Linked DNA regions of Homo sapiens: regions 2, 3 and 4 are each linked to region 1. Evidence: chromatin loops called from intact Hi-C (ENCODE). Cell type or tissue: gastrocnemius medialis. All regions are shown on one strand. Region 1 has its middle 400 kb from the start of F9. Region 2 overlaps LOC124905222 (a long non-coding RNA gene). Region 3 overlaps F9 (coagulation factor IX). Region 4 has its middle 100 kb from the start of F9.

Region 1 (4,000 bases):
TAGTGTTGCTATGCCAACCGTTGTTGCAGGTGCTGAAATAGACTGCAGAAGGTCTAGTAAACACTTAAAATGAAATGGTCCCTGACCAGCATTGTCATTATTATAACTAATATTTATAGATAATTATTTACTAGTTTCCATTAGAATGTTAATACCAGAGAGCACCACTCTATCTCCTATTGACTGATTAGCACAGTGCCTCACACATAGTAGGCACTCAACCATTTATTTAATGAACGAATGCAACGTTTTCATTAATTTTCACAATGACATTATAAGGTGGGCAATTTTCATATTATCATTTCATAAATGAGGAAGTCGAAGCAGACTGACTTGTTCAAGGTCATACAGCTAGTGAGCAGTTGACCTGCAGTTTTACTCCATGTCTTTGTCATGCTAAAGCAGAGGCTATATAGGAGAAAGAGCCTTTGGACTCCATTGACTAGGCAGAGGCCAGACCAGGAAGGGCATGGATGTAGACAGCAGGCACCCCAGACAGGATGGCACAAGCACTGGGGAGAACAATTAGCCTCAAGGTCTTGGAAAAAATTCAGAGTATGAGATCCAGAGAACCAAGTGGGCCTAGGGGATTGTGGTAGTATATAATGATTGGTGTCGTAGTTACTGCCGAGAGTATGCATTCTAGGCCTTTAGAGATTAGGAAAGAATAAGATAGGTATCCAGGCCTTTAGGAACTGGGAAACAGACAGCTTTGGACACAGAAACAAAACAAGAAACAAGTTACTGGGTTTGGAAGATGAGGCAGGGATCTCACTCTAAGGAAGAAGGATAATCCCGGTAATGAGAACTAGAGTCCAGGACCAGGGCAGCACCTGCATCCCTGGTCCTGAGCGTGATCCTGGTACTGATGCTGTTTCTTAAGCTCTTGAGTTTCTTAAGCTTCTGGGCAAATTGTTTTCCCCATTTGAGCATAGTCCAGGATTCAGGCTTAGGTAGAATAATGCCTATGAGTCCTGGCTAAGGAACATCAGAAGTGGAAAGAGAGGCAGACTCATGCAGTGAACCAAGAACCTCCCTTAAACTCAAAGGAGGGTGAGGTTCTAAAGCGACATCAGCCTGTTTTCCTAGTGATGGGATGTGGTTTTGACTCCTGGTATGCCAGGGGTTGGTGGGATAATGATTATAAGTATACTCTTAACCCTTGTATTGGCTTACTTGCCCCTGAAAGGTGGTCATATGTCAAAGTTACCAACATCTGCTCAAGCACAATTTCCTAAGTATGTGCTGAAAAATAAGTTAAGGGGTATTTGGCATGTCATTCTCCTTAGCCCTTGTGACTGCCAAGAGTGCTGGCCCTGAGTTGCCTGTGGTGGCCAGCAGCCTCAGCTGTTTCCCCCAGCATGCCATGTACGATTGGCATGCTGTACTAAGTGCCATACATGAAAAAAGTTGGGAAACATTACTGGAGCCCCATTCCTTGTTGGCCTCTTCATTACTACACTACAATGTCCTCTTCCATTTGTACAACACCAGAGTGGTGGTTGTCAACCCCTTTCCTGCCTCAGACCTTTGAGACACACTAATCCGCCACAGGTAAAGATACCTCACCCAGCTCTCATTCTCAAGAGGTGAAGACCTTGTTCTAGATCTTCCCAGGGCTGGATATAGTTGGAGAAAGTACTCCAGGTGGCTCTGAAAAACCTTCTTGTGGAAGGGGGTCATGCTCCTATCTATTGAGAATCACACATCTTAGATGGAAGAACATTTTCACTCCTATGATCGCCTCCCTTCCTCTGACCAGGTGGTGATATCATCTCCAAATTGTGAATAAGGAAGGTGAGGCCTAAGTTGCTCAAGGTTCTCACAGTAAGAAAGTGGAGGAACCTGTAGTAACACCTGGGTATGGTGCTTTTTTTCTGCGGCACTGCACCCTCCATTCCTAGTACTAAGATTAATACCTAAGAAGAAAATGATCAAGTGAAAAGCCAAGGTCCATAGCCATGCTAGTAGATGGTGAGTGAAGTAGTACCTAAGACACATTGGTTGTGGTGTCGCGAGTTGGGGATTGGCCAAAGTTGGGTGTGGTGAGCTGAAATGAAGGAGGTAAGCCCTTTGGACAGGCAAGAGGACCCAGTGGACTGGGATGTGGCTCAGACAACAGACCCCTGGTGAAGCCATTCTCAGAGCTGACATTTGAGTGGAGAAAGATTTGGAAATAGCTTTTGGGCTTGAGGCTTGCAGGGATGAAACTGCCCAGCAGGAGCAGGTTGTACTCTCCTGCTGACTTTCTTCAGCCACACCTGTCTACTGGAGCACAGCTCCCTCTAGAGGTCATTATTCTTGCCGACGGGACATGACTGTGACCTCATCTAAGTGCCAAGGGGATTATTGAATGCTGACTTTGTGTGACATTAAAAATACAGGCCAGCCAAGCCTGTTCATTGAAGCAGGATTTATTTGGTACCATTTTCCAGGCCATGCCCTGTGTTCTGGGTACTCAGAATCCACAGATGAATGAGCCATCCCACAGAGAAGTCACTGTCTTGGGTTTCAGACAGATATTTCCAGCCCAGTGTGATTCGTACTTTGATAGGGGCAGGAACTGAGTGCAAAGTGGAGGTGGAGAGGAAGGGTTAGATTCCCGATTTCTTTGGAGCACTGACAGGGCAAAAGGTCTGGGAAGGTTTCCTAAAGGAGGGGACTCTTGAGCTGAATTTTTAAAAATGAGTAAGGCTTAGCCAAGTAGAAACAAAAGGGGAGGACGTTCTATGGGAAGGGTCAGTGAACATTTTCTGTAAAGGGCCAAATAGTAAATATGTTAGGCTTTGTGGGCCATACAGTCTCTGTTACAATGACTCAACTCGGCCTTGTAGTGCAAAAACCACAACAGACAATATATAAATACATGACCTTTACTGTTGTAGCCATGGCTGACTGCTGTCATGTAAAGTATAGGTACATTTATCATCCCTATTTGACTGTGAAGAAATGGAGTCTCACAGCGGTGAAGTGACTTGCTGAAGGCCAACCAGTTGATTGTGTGTTAAGCACCTCATCTGAACAGATGAAACCCAGGCACTGGTAGCAGGGGTTGAGGGTGTACATGGGATATGGCATGTAGGTGAGCTGCAGTAGATGGGCATGGACTGAGCTGTGAGAATCTAGAATGGTCCTAGCACTCTGGATCTATTTTCACCCTCTATCCTTGTCCGTTCCACCTACCAGACTATCCCTTTCTAAGGCCTTGGCTCTGCTGTAGCTGTGTGCTTGTCAGCCATGAATCTTCATTCTTACTGTCCCCCTAACACAGGGCCAGGCACTGAGCAGATGCCCAGACCACGTCTGCTTAACTGATTTACCTAGCATTCAGTTAAGGGCTATGGGTCCTTTAAATAACTCTTTTTAATATAACTGGTATCAGATTCTTTTGATATTTCCATTTGTTTTAATTGCTGCAACTTAATGTTCATAAAAACTAAGACATACAACTTTATGGAACTGCATCACAACCATAGGAACTGCATCACAACAATGGGAACTCTTCCAGATTATACTGGAGCTTCCCCAAAGAGAAAAAAAATAGTTTTCATTCTTAACTAATTATTTTTAAGTGAATGGCAGGTGGAACACTACAACATCCATAATTTTGCAAGCTGAGAAAGAGCTGAACGTCTTTTTATTGCCAAAAAAATTGCTGGTGTTAGTGACAACAGTTTTTTTCTGGATCTGATTGAAGACATTTATGAAAAATCAGTCCTAAATATGAATATTCCCATAAGGAAACTGCTTCTAAGGAGACTTAAAAATACTCCTGAAGTCAGATGTGTATCAATTTCTATTTTTGTGACTTCCCCCCTTAACTTCCATAATTGATTTTAATTGATTGGGTCCTTGTTCCATGTCGTGAACATTTGGGACTCATAATTTTGAAAAAAAATTAAAAGATTTTCTTTTGGTTTCATGGACAGAAGCAAAAAACATATATTATGTGATTTTGGTAATTGGACTCCTGTTTTGGAGGCTGAGAATGTTTGCTGTC
Region 2 (4,000 bases), 68 kb before region 1:
TGACATGAAATATCTCATGAAATCTTCATAACAATGTATGGACATTCAATGTATGGAGAATGAATATCCACACTAGTCTTCAATGTGACAGATGAAGAAACAGACCGAGGCCATCCTTAGGTCACTCAGCTAACAAGATGGTGAAGTGAGGATTTGACCAGATTTCATTGACTCCAAATCTACCTCCTAACCACTAACCACTATATCATACTCCCTTCCTAGGCAGCACAGCTGAGTCTTTCTAATGCAGGTTTGCACAAAGACGAAATTACTTCCATTCACCAAATTGGACATAATTAGGAGGAGTGTGCCTATACTAAATACATGGTTGCTCCAGGGCTGTGGTCTTTGTTCAGTTAAACAAAATCTGAACATTTTTTGAGTGACTTTTCTCTATCAGGTGCTGTGCCGGGGTACCCTTTCCTTCTTCTCTGGCCTGGGACATTCTGACTTTAAACTTTCCGATGTGCATCTCACTTCACTTGGCCATCCTCTTGAACCACTGCTACAGGACATTGGCCAGGTGACTGTGTCTTTCATTGGCCAGGTGACTTTGGCTTTCATATTGGTTTAAAAACAATGGTACTTTCTTTTGCAACTGCATCTGAGACCTTGTTTCACCTGTGTCTTCAAGATTATACATCCTCTTAATTCACTGTTGAGTAAAAACTCCACTTGTTTATTTTAGTTTTCATTACATGGTATATGCTTTCAGTCTGTCTCCCATCAGAATCATATGTCTCATTTCCCTTCTCTTTGTCTCTCAACCCTACCCCGTTCTTCCTCCGACTCTCCTTCTTTCCCTCCCTCCTTTTCTTGTTAACAAATGTCAGTGGTTTTTATTAACCGAATGGGGCTCCTCAGGGTGTGCTGAGCTCATTGAAAGATTTTCATTTCTGGATTTTTTCCTTTGATAGCTATATTAATCGTGATGAAAGAAATCCACCCCCCACAACAAAGCGTAGCTCCACAGAAGAGGTTTTTCACTACTTACGTAACTCATTTTAAATGGAAAAATAAAAAAGTGCAAGCTTTATTTTGTATACTATTTATGCTGCCTTCAGTTAGATAATATTTCCAAAAATATATCTTGTTAACAGAGACACAACGCCTTGAACAAGCATATTAATTACAGTTCTCGAAGTTGGGAATCATGTAGTATTTATCTGTATTGTAGAACTGTTGCTCAATGGTAATAATTAACAGTGATGGGTCTATTGCATGGCTATAGGTAAATTTAATAACAAACATGAAACCCAGTTCTCAAAACTTGCTCCAAATAATGTAGGTAGCATTTGTTACTGTTCTGGAGTTGAGGGTTAGTAAATAGCTAGGGTTCTTAAAATATTTATCTAGCTCTTAAAAGTAGAAGTAAACAACCTAAAGAAGACAGGCTGAGTGCACTTCTTGAATATGCCCATAGATATTTTCAGAAACTTCTTTCAATGGTGACTTTGAAAGTATTGAGAATTGACCTGCTTATTTTGCCTTTGATTCTCTGTGTGTATGCTTGCCTCTCCCCTTGGGGGGTTTATTGAACATTAAGGCTTCCAAGAGCTCTTGAATTTGTGAGTGATTTTCGGAGCTCTGGGAACAATGTGAGCCATTCTCTTGGAAACAGGACAAGGTGCTCCTAGATGCTCTCATTCCGGGGAACATTTGTTTTTCGGCTAGCTGGGAACCGACGATCGCGCTGAAAGGTCTGGTCAACCAGCCTCCCTCAGTTCCTGTGTATCTGGCAGGCAGGTTTATTACAAACCTTAGTGTGCTCATTAGCCTCGTGATGTGGCAGCTGCCTAAAAAAGAAACACGGAAAAGTTGTGTCACCGAAGGTGAAACTTGGCAAAGAGCTGCCCGGCGCCGGCTCCGGGCATGACAAAGCGCCTTCCTGGCGGCGGCAGCGGCGGTGGGCAGTGGGGGTTTCTGTTTGCTTGTCCTCGATACCCACGGCCCAGTCGACTCACGGGGAGGCGTCGCAAAGGGAACCGCGGGCCCGGGCCAGGGCTCCGTGGCTGGCGGTGCGGGTGGTCGCAGTCCGGGGGAAGATACTGCGCGCTCCGGTGCAGCCCGCGGCCTCGCAGTCTAGACCGCGGGCACGTTGCAGCCTGTGGGGAAGCAGCGTTAAGATGGTGGCGGTCAGAGCAGCGCTGGTGGTGGCCGGGCGGGGCTCAGGGAGGCGCGCCCTCCTCCCTTAGCGACACCTATCAAGGCTTTCTTGCTTTCCGTACACCTGACCCACCCACTAGACACCTCAAAGGCAGGCATAGAAGGCCAAGAGCCTTGAAGTCAGGGCTTGACCAACACAAGAGCTTTGCTTTCTCTGTCTTCTTGTTAATGCTAATTTGACTTTAGCTGCTCAAAAACCGAAGATGCATCTTGAGCAGGACGCTCACAGGCAGATTTGAATTTATGTGTGTGTTTTTATATTGCTTATGTTTTATTACATTGATTTTTTTCAGATTACAAAATAATGCATGTTTACCGGAGACAATTTGGAACATCATAAAAGCGTAGAGAAGAAAATATCACCCAAGGTTCCACTACCAAGTTAACTTTTTGAGGCTTTGCTTCTAGTCCTTTTTCTCTGCATATTATAATACATAGACATGGCTAATTATCTTTAAGTGTGTATGTGGGATCAGGCACATACACGATAACTTCCTTTTTTTCCCTCAACGTCTTAGAATGTTATTTTATGTCGTTAAATAATTTGCACCATCATTTTCAGTGTGTATACTAGGTGTGGACTTAGGGGTAACCAAGGAGAGATGGTGATTTGTGCCTGGGGTGTGAACATTTTTCCTGCACCTCCTTGAGATCCTTCTCACTGGACACCACAAGCATGATTAGTATTTTGTAAAAGTACATATATGAATATGTGCCCATATGGGGCTATGTATATGTGTGTATAAATCTGTAAATACCAAATTAAACACACATAGACAACTATGCACATATGTAAATAGATACACAACAAATATGCTAAGAATAAATCTTGAAAGAATATACACCAAAAGGAATCTCTGGGTGGTTGGCTTATAGAAATTTATAGTGTTTAGTCATATTTTCTATTTTTATCTATAGTGGAAATACATAATTATATTAATGATATAATAATAAAAATAATACTAATGAAATATTACTTATTGATTGTCTTCAAACTGAGTTTTCTGCTCCCTCATTCCTTGATCTACCGTGACCTACTTATTATTTTTATATTATATGATGCTTCAAGTCCAAGCTAAATCTCCATCCTCCATGAAGCCTTTCTTCCGCCCTCCCAGCAGGCACTGACTGCTTACTTCTGTACAGGGCTTCTATGTCACCCATCTGGCAATCTCCATGGGCTACTTTGGGTGTATCTCATGGTTAACTTCTCATCTGCTTATGTCTTATCTCTCTGAATAGACTGGAATGTCTTCAAGGATCCTTTTCACAAAGCAAGTGCTCACTAAATGTGTTACGTAATGACAATGCTTATCATCCATCGTAGGTTTCTGTAAATGCTCCTTTACCTTTGAAACTCTATACCAAAAGCCCTTAGACTGACAGCAATAATCCTGCTGGATTTAATTTTGCTAATTTAATTTAGGATACAATTGCTACTTCATAATGGGCTATCTACGTAGAATTTGGTCAATGATGATACTGATAATATTACTGAAATAGTAGTGATTTTCATATTGATTTTTCAAGTTAGAGGACTCTTGATAGAGGGTTTCTTGGTGGTAGAAATAAATCTACAGATTCACACATGCATTGGACAGTCATACCCCAACTTAAGTGATTTCAGTTATTTTAATGCATGTGTAAATTAATTCATCTGTTAATTTACTCGATAAATATGTATTGAACCTTCTATGTGCCATCTGCTTTCTTAGACACTGAGAATACAGCAGTGAGCGGAACAGATAACTATCCCTGCCTTCATGGATAATACAAGCATATTTTGCAAGTTTTCTTAGGGAAACAGACTTTCAGTGCATGAAGCACTCTGTTT
Region 3 (4,000 bases), 430 kb before region 1:
ACTCTAAGGTACTGAAGAACTAAAGCTGATCTCCCTTTGTGGAAGACTCTTCCCCAGCCACTTACATAGCCAGATCCAAATTTGAGGAAGATGTTCGTGTATTCCTTGTCAGCAATGCAAATAGGTGTAACGTAGCTGTTTAGCACTAAGGGTTCGTCCAGTTCCAGAAGGGCAATGTCATGGTTGTACTTATTAATAGCTGCATTGTAGTTGTGGTGAGGAATAATTCGAATCACATTTCGCTTTTGCTCTGTATGTTCTGTCTCCTCAATATTATGTTCACCTATTAAAAATAAATTTCATTTTAAGTCACAAACAGTATTTCACATACACAGATTTTCTAAGTGACTACTTGGGACCACTGACCTAATTGGCAATGTTAAAGATCTCATTCTTATATTGTGATAATTTTGGTTAAATGTAATGAGAGCCAATGCATATTTTTCAGACCAAAAAGCCATTCAGGACTATCATAGAGATGGTTCTGTTCACTCATGCTGTTATAAGCCTTTCATTGGTGATAATGAATCCACTAGTCATGAATTATCCTAGATTTTCCAAATTTCAAGTATCCTCACCCCTTTTTTGAGCACAAACTCATTTGGCCATTAATTCAAATGTTTGTTTTCTGAGGACCTGCTACAGGTTGTGCCAAGCACCAGAGATAAAAGGATCGGTGACATGACACTGATTTTTGGGAAGGCCTTCTGGTATGGAAATGGCTACATCAAGAACTAATTGTACCTCACTGAAATGAGTGATAATAGGGGTATATCAAAAGAACTATGGATGCTTGGAGGACGGTGCGACGTGGGTTCTGAAATTATGACCCTTCTGCCTTTAGCCCAATTTATTCAACAACAATTTTATTAGACCTTAGTAAAATATGGTGTACCAATCATATTAAAGAGCTAGTGGTGCTGCAGATTATTATTCTTTCTGTGTATTTACCTGCGACAACTGTAATTTTAACACCAGTTTCAACACAGTGGGCAGCAGTTACAATCCATTTTTCATTAACGATAGAGCCTCCACAGAATGCATCAACTTTACCATTCAAAACAACCTGTGAAAACAAAATTAAGACTCTTACTGCATAATACATTTGATCTAGAAAAAAATAAATATGTGTGCTGGTTACAGGAATAGGCAAAATATTGGCTTCTAGGTGCTGGCAGAAATGGAATGTTTCTGGAAATGTGAGCTTTGCAGATGAATTAGTGTTTTTGGTGCATAAACAAAAAAGCCATTTATGTAACTGCATTGAAAGCAACACACAATGAGAGACAGGGAAGCTTAAGCTTAGGCAAATCTGAGGAATGGCTTCTTTTGGTGATTTGAGGTCCTTGGATTTTTTCCCCATGAGTCAGTTTCTCTGATGGCAAAATTTGCTTCATGGGGATACAGCAGATACATTAGGAAACACACTGGCTTGACTCCTTGAGATTAATAGTTATTAGGGTGTTCCCTGTACCTACATGATGAAATTTTTTTTGCTACATGTTACTCAAAAGAGAAAAACTACTGATTTTTCTAGGAGGTCTTTTCAAACCCTTTTCAAACTGGAATATTATGAAGCAAGACCTAAGGCCTCCATAAGGGCTGTGCTTATAGCCATCCAGGCAGTGAGGAATAGCAGGGCTCATTCATTCTTTCCACTCTCTCTTAACCATATTCTACTCCCCTCTGGCTGGATAGTAAGCTGCCTTTGTCCTAAAATATCAACTTAGCTGTGCTTGAATTTTGGGCAAAGTGGACAAAGCAGTGACGCATTGAGCCTGGGTATTATTAGATAAGAGGCAAGTCCATTATCTCAACTGGATATTCGTTGCATAATTACAGTCGACAATGAATATTTTCTCCATCTCAATGTCTAGATCGACTTGGAGGATTTCAGTTCCAGTTGTAAGCAAGTGCCTTGATCCACCTTTATAGGAAGAAAGCTGGGAAGTGTGAACACTAGAGGGCACACTCAACATTTGGTAAATCCTTTTCAGGACCTGACTAGTTCTGAACGACTGCCCTTGTATTAAAGTGCACACAGTCTTAGGCATGAACCCATTCATAAACAAGGGAAACGAGGTAGTCCATCACTTTAAGTGGATATCAGATGGTCCTTGGGGCATGTTCTTTTTGTCCTGAATTTAATTTACTGAACACCTACTATGTCCTAGACACTGAAGCACTAGCCTCCTACCTGGAGACCTACAAAGCTGACTCATTAAAGGGCTCTGACTTCCTTTTTCATACTCTGGCTCTCCCTCTCTTTTTTTTTTTTGACGGAGTCTTGCCCTGTCACCAGGCTGGAGAGCAGTGGTGAGATCTTGGCTCACTGCAACCTCCGCCTCCCAGGTTCAAGCAATTCTCCTGGGACTACAGGCGCATGCCACCATGCCCAGTTAATTTTTGTATTTTTAGTAGAGATGGGGTTTCACCATGTTGGCCAGGATGGTCTCGATCTCTCAACCTCGTGATCCGCCCGCCTTGGCCTCCCAAAGTGCTGGGATTACAGGCGTGAGCCACTGCACCCGGCCATTTCCCTCTTTTTCTAGCTGTTGCTTTTAATTCTGAAATGTTGTAAAAATACAGAAAAAACTACATAATATAATAAACACCAGTGTGCATACAACCCAGTCTTAACAATTTTCCTAAATTTTTGAACATTTATTGAGTGTTTACTTTGGGCTAATCATTGTGGTGTTTTAAAGACATTTAATACAACATAATATCCTTATGACATGATATTAATATATTTATTTATAGATGCATGAGCTAAAGTTTAGAGGTAAACATTAACTCCCCTGAGATCAGTTGGTAAAGCTAGGAAGCAAACTCAAGTCTGCCCGGCTCCAGAATTTGTGCTCCTAAGCACCCAAATTCGGTCCAGGCATGGTCTGTGGACCAATTGCAGTAGAATCATCTGGGGATCCTTATAAAATGCAGATCTGGGGGCTAATCGAAGCTTAATTTATCAGAATATTTGGTGGGTGGGACTGGGTAAAAGGAAGCTCTCCAGAATATTCTTTACATAATTAAGTTTGAGACCTGTTATATATCTACTGAATCAGAATTTCCAAGACTTGATAATCTTTATGTTTTAAAAGTCCTCACTCCGGGCAGGAATGGCTACATACTTTGTGGGGCTCAGTGAGAAATAAAAATGTGGGGCCCCTTGTTCAAAAGCTAGGAAGAAAAGTGCCATGGAAGATACTAAAATACAAAACTTTTGCTTTCCTCTGTAGTCTCTTTTGCAACCCATCTTGTTACATTTTTAAAATTTGCCATTTAATATTTTGCTCCTTCTAGCATGGGGATATTTGCTGGGGCAGTGCAGACCCTCAAAGGTGCCCAGGAAGTGCACCCTACAATTTAACACCCACATGTCCTTAGGATCCCCTGCCTGCCAGCCACAGGACACTGGGCCCCAGCAGGGGATGATGTGTCAATCTTCCCTTGTCACTGGCCTACTGTGGCAATCAAGGTGGAGAGGTGATTCCCAAGGGACTGCAACTTTCATGCCAGGATGTGTTCCATGCCTGAAATAGAGGTGGACAAGGGGTGTGCCCCCACCATTCACCCTCCAAATGTGCTGTGGCGCATTCTTGGTCCAGAGATGCCACATGGCCAAGCCCCCTTCCAAGATAGCATAGGGCACGTGCACCTGACCAACCTTAACTCTCCCTGCTCCTATGCCCATGTCCCCGCTGGGGGAGGGGAGTGGCAATGGTAGCTAGGTAGGGATGAGGAGGGAGAGCATGTCTGGGCACCATGGGGTGGCAGTGCTCATTGGGCAGGTGTTTGGAGGGAGAGCCAGGGCTGGCTAAGGCACCAGGTGGTAGGGGAGTGGGAGGTCGAGAAACCACCCCGGAAGGTGGTGAGAAGTGAAATGGGGCTGCAGGGATTCAAGTCCCTAGGTAGCACATGCTCTGGCTGTCTCATCAGACTTCAGTTACAAAACAAAAATGCAAAGCAGTAAACCTCAGATGCACGACCTGTCTCA
Region 4 (4,000 bases), 300 kb before region 1:
TACAGATAATAGAAATCCGTGAAAGGAAACTGAAGCAAGTGAACAGAACAGATACTCACAAAAAATACATGTACACACACATACTTATTATATATATATATATATATATATAAAATTAAACTACACATTGAAAAAGCACACTCATTGCATACCTGAGAATACTGACTGAGAATGACAAACAAGGAATATGTTCTACTAAAGTTACTGGGTGTTAAAGAAATTGATAAAAACTTCAAGCATCCTAAATAAAGCAAGGCTTATAAGGAAAAATAAAATCAGACTGTCATTAGACTTTTCAACAGCAATGATTTATGCCACAAGATAATTGAATAATATTTTTAAGGTATGTAAGGAAAATAACATGTGAACCAGGAATTTTATGTCCACGAAAACAGGTCTTCCTGTATACGATGAACAAATTGTCGGCAATGTATTGGAGCTAAAATACTTGTTTGCGTAAGTGCTTTCTGAGGAAAATAATGGAAAGTGAATGTTAAACAAGTAAAATTTATTAGACATCTCTAGATAGATATTAACATAAGTATTGGTGACATGCATTAAATATATAATTACTCCTAGAATTAAGTCTAAATGAGAGTTAGGAGAGAGTATAGTATGGCTATATGATGAGGCATTTTAGATATAGTACAATAGAAAAAAAATTGGAGAAGAAAGGGGTTAGCACATGCAAAATGCTTAAATTATTTTCAATAACCATATTGGCAGAGACCATAATAGTATTGTTATACAGATATTATTGTGTGTGTACATGGAAAAAAGCAAATGAGTAAATACAGAATGTCCTAAGTCATGTATTCTCAATGGGACTAATATTACTCTCAAGAGGTCAAAGAATGATTCTTGGGGAGTGAAAAAAGTCATCAAGTTGTTATATATAAACAAGGAAGTGCATAAAGTGCAGATATATACAAAGTGCAGATATACATATAGTATGGTAACAAATATACAGTATGTCTATGGTATTAAAATTTAATGGTGGAGGGCTATTAGGAAAAACATATATCAAAGGCTATTTGGGGGGTCATTAATGAATAAAATATTGAGAAACAGTGTTTCAAGTCTATCATCTCTGTGTCAGTGAGAAAATTGATTCTTAATGTGGAAGAAAGGAAATACAAATGGAATATAAAAGAGATTAAAAACCATGTCATCCTGAATTTAAATTAGAGATATCAGTATGAAAACATGAGATATTTTGTCTTTAAATATATATTCCCTTGCTTGGTACACTAAAAAGGTTTAGAAACAATGATGAATCTATTAGCAGTGAGCATCCCTGGTGCCCAAAAGAATCCAGAGCTCTTGGGAAAAAAATAGTTGATTGCAGGTCTGAGGCAGGAAATGAACAAGATAAAACCCAAACATCCTAATATCCTTGATAGGAAACTATTAAGTAATGCCAGTGTCATGCCAAAAAGACTTGGGAGCCCACTTAAATAAATTCTCTCTGGCCAAAGTTACAGATTGTGCTACAATAATTACAAGAATTTCAATGAGTTGAAAACCATCAAATAGGATTATTTAATAAGTTCATAATTGTTTTAAAAAATAATAATTGATGGTCTTTTAAGGATGATAGGAAATGGGCAAAAAAAAAAGGAATCCAGCATTTATTATCTTTCCTATATAGGATGAGAGAAAGCTTTTTTTTTTAATAAAATCATTTCCATCATCAGATATCAGCAAAAATGGTAAAGACCTCTGAAAAGTCTCTCTTCCTTCTTGATAGAAGAAAATTAGCAAAAGAAATGTCAGAATTGATGCTTTTAGAACTCTGGAAATTAACAAGCAACTAGAAAAAAGGAAGCTTTGTTCAAGAAAATGGCTTAATCTCAGTAAGAACAGTGAGCTTTGTGGCATTTTCCCATTCTTATGTCTATCCCCCGTCTTCATTTTCGTGGTAGCCTTGAAAGCAAACAGCCTCCAATCACAGTGGAAACTAGCATCTTGACAGCCACTAGATGGGGCAGAACAGAGTTGGTGCTCCATCAAAGTTCCTTTCCTAGAGAATTGTGGTTATTTGAAGTGTCTGGTGGTTTCCTGGAAGACTTCACTTGCAAGAGTGTCTTTATTAGACCTGGAATAGAGATCACCTAGTGCAAAATGCCCCTTCCCTGGAGAAGTGTGTTGAAAATATTGGAAGACAATTGTTTAAGTTTGAATCTTCCTGAAGTAGTGGATGACAAATGGGGTAAACAATTGGCTAACCAAAAAGCTTAAAAGGAAAAGCGGGGGAATGAGATGTCAGTAGGAACTTTGAAAAGCTACAACATATTCCTGAGAATCTAGAAGGATGCACACATTTGTAAAACTGTGCACATGCTCAGTAAGAAAGCCTCGCACTGTCCATGCTAGCTAACATTGCACAAGGAGGAAGGGGAGGCTAAGGCATAGTTGAAAACCGCCTGACTGGGAATTGAAAGCATGTCCCAGCACACACACACAGAGCCTCTAGGAAAAGACCGGAAGGCTTATTATTTCCAGGCATTTAAGGAAATCTCTGTCTAATCATTAACTGATCACCAAACTAACGCAGCAGACTTTCGTGACCACTTGACCACACACAGCAAAGAATGCAGATTTTACAAAATTAGTTCAGAAAAGTGATTAAACAAAGAGCAATAACAACAATAAACAGAGTGATGATGGCACAACTTTGTAAATATACTAAAAATCATGGAATTGTATATTTTAAAATGGTTACTTTTATGGTATATAAATTATATCTCAATAAAAATATCATTCCAACCAATAAATGAAAATAAAATTATAGAATGTGTTCATTTTGCAACTGAACATCAATGTCTGCAGACAACAAAAAAAGTGAAAACCTGAGACTGAACAAGACCAGGATCCACCAGTAAATACAGAGGAGCATATTGAAGTGCACCATGAGTATGTAATCAGCAACATGCAGACTGTGGGAGCCTCTATGGGTAAAATAGCCTGGGTTCTGTAGCATATAAATGTTAGGGAAAAGAAATGGACAGAGGAAGAACCTATAGATTAACATAAGTTTACAGGACATATCAGGTTTTTTTAAATGGTTAAGATTATATTATAGTGTCTAGCAATTCACCTTTGGGTGATGGAACCATAAAGAGTGCAGTGAAATGATTAGTATAAAGTTCAGGATACTATTTACATCTTGAGGGAGAGAAGAGGCTGTATTCATGACTGGGCATTTGGAGAAACTTGTGGGGTGACCGGTCATTTTTTAAGCTGGTAGTGTTTATAAGGGTATTATTCATATAATAATTTACTAAGCTCTACCTTTTTTTGTGTGGCCGTGTCTTTGTCTTAAAAATAAGAGGGTAAAAATGACCTACATAAAGCCAAAGGTTGGAAGAGGTCAGAACAATAATATGAGTTAGCATATTTCAGCAAGTAAAATTAATGATAAAAAAGGTTAATGTTTAGAAATTGACTTTCTATCCCATCCTAAAACTCAAATGGAGGAATTGCAAAAGAAAATCATCTTATACTGTATCTAGAATAGCTGTGTCCTAACTTAACTTTAAATGGGACCTGTTTAAATGGGCCACTCTACACAAGGAACATCCATCTTATACCCATGAATTGTCTAAGAAGAATACTTAATTTAGTCAGTTCCTACAGTCATTTTTCAAGAACTACAAACACTGGGACCTTTATTTGAGGATGTCATGTTGATTCAGGATCCTTGATGCAGAATTTCAATCTTGTCAATACGCAAGGGAGTTCCTGACACCAGTTATTCCAGAGTTCCCCTTCCTTCCTCAAGCCTCCACCCACCGCCAGCCTTAGCAGATTACCTCTCCTACTTTGCTGAGATTGAGTCCTTTATATATCCTCTTATCTCTACCTCAACTCATCTCTATACATGTTATCTCATTCTTCTCTCCAGTCTCAGAGGAAGAGCAGGACTCTTCCACCTCTGCATCAGTTTCCAAATGTCTGTTAAATAGTTCAGTTTTGATGTATTGCTATTCACATCTTA

Evidence for each region. Peaks named below come from ENCODE experiments on the same cell type or tissue, not always from the same donor. Only the 100,000 strongest peaks of a DNase experiment are listed, where the experiment ranks them.
Region 2: a loop joins it to region 1, with 2.5 times the contacts of the local background. A loop is called at or near these places in 5 of 110 quality-filtered maps.
Region 3: a loop joins it to region 1, with 7 times the contacts of the local background. A loop is called at or near these places in 12 of 110 quality-filtered maps.
Region 4: it touches region 1 in a loop (29-fold over the local background); 6 of 110 quality-filtered maps call a loop at or near these places.

Annotation. Positions count from the first base shown.
Region 1 is chrX:139,124,972-139,128,971 of GRCh38, reverse strand. It overlaps a transcript of FGF13 not described here. Among named protein-coding and RNA genes, the nearest start is that of F9, 400 kb to the left of the region's middle. In gastrocnemius medialis, a CTCF peak has its summit at 2,258 (motif pointing left); a DNase peak (open chromatin) is centred at 2,251; H3K27ac peaks cover 307 bases.
Region 2 is chrX:139,192,863-139,196,862 of GRCh38, reverse strand. It overlaps LOC124905222 (a long non-coding RNA gene), which reads right to left. Exons shown (of 2, transcript XR_007068344.1): 1 at 1,965-4,000; 2 at 1,003-1,796. It also overlaps a transcript of FGF13 not described here. Among named protein-coding and RNA genes, the nearest start is that of F9, 340 kb to the left of the region's middle. In gastrocnemius medialis, no CTCF peak of the experiment used is centred here; DNase peaks (open chromatin) are centred at 1,832 and 2,206; H3K4me3 peaks cover 1,541 bases; H3K27ac peaks cover 2,856 bases.
Region 3 is chrX:139,557,807-139,561,806 of GRCh38, reverse strand. It overlaps F9 (coagulation factor IX), which reads right to left. Exons shown (of 8, transcript NM_000133.4): 7 at 952-1,066; 8 at 1-283. Among named protein-coding and RNA genes, the nearest start is that of F9, 29 kb to the right of the region's middle. In gastrocnemius medialis, a CTCF peak has its summit at 1,931 (motif pointing right); no DNase peak of the experiment used is centred here.
Region 4 is chrX:139,428,093-139,432,092 of GRCh38, reverse strand. No RefSeq gene overlaps it. Among named protein-coding and RNA genes, the nearest start is that of F9, 100 kb to the left of the region's middle. In gastrocnemius medialis, a CTCF peak has its summit at 1,965 (motif pointing right); no DNase peak of the experiment used is centred here.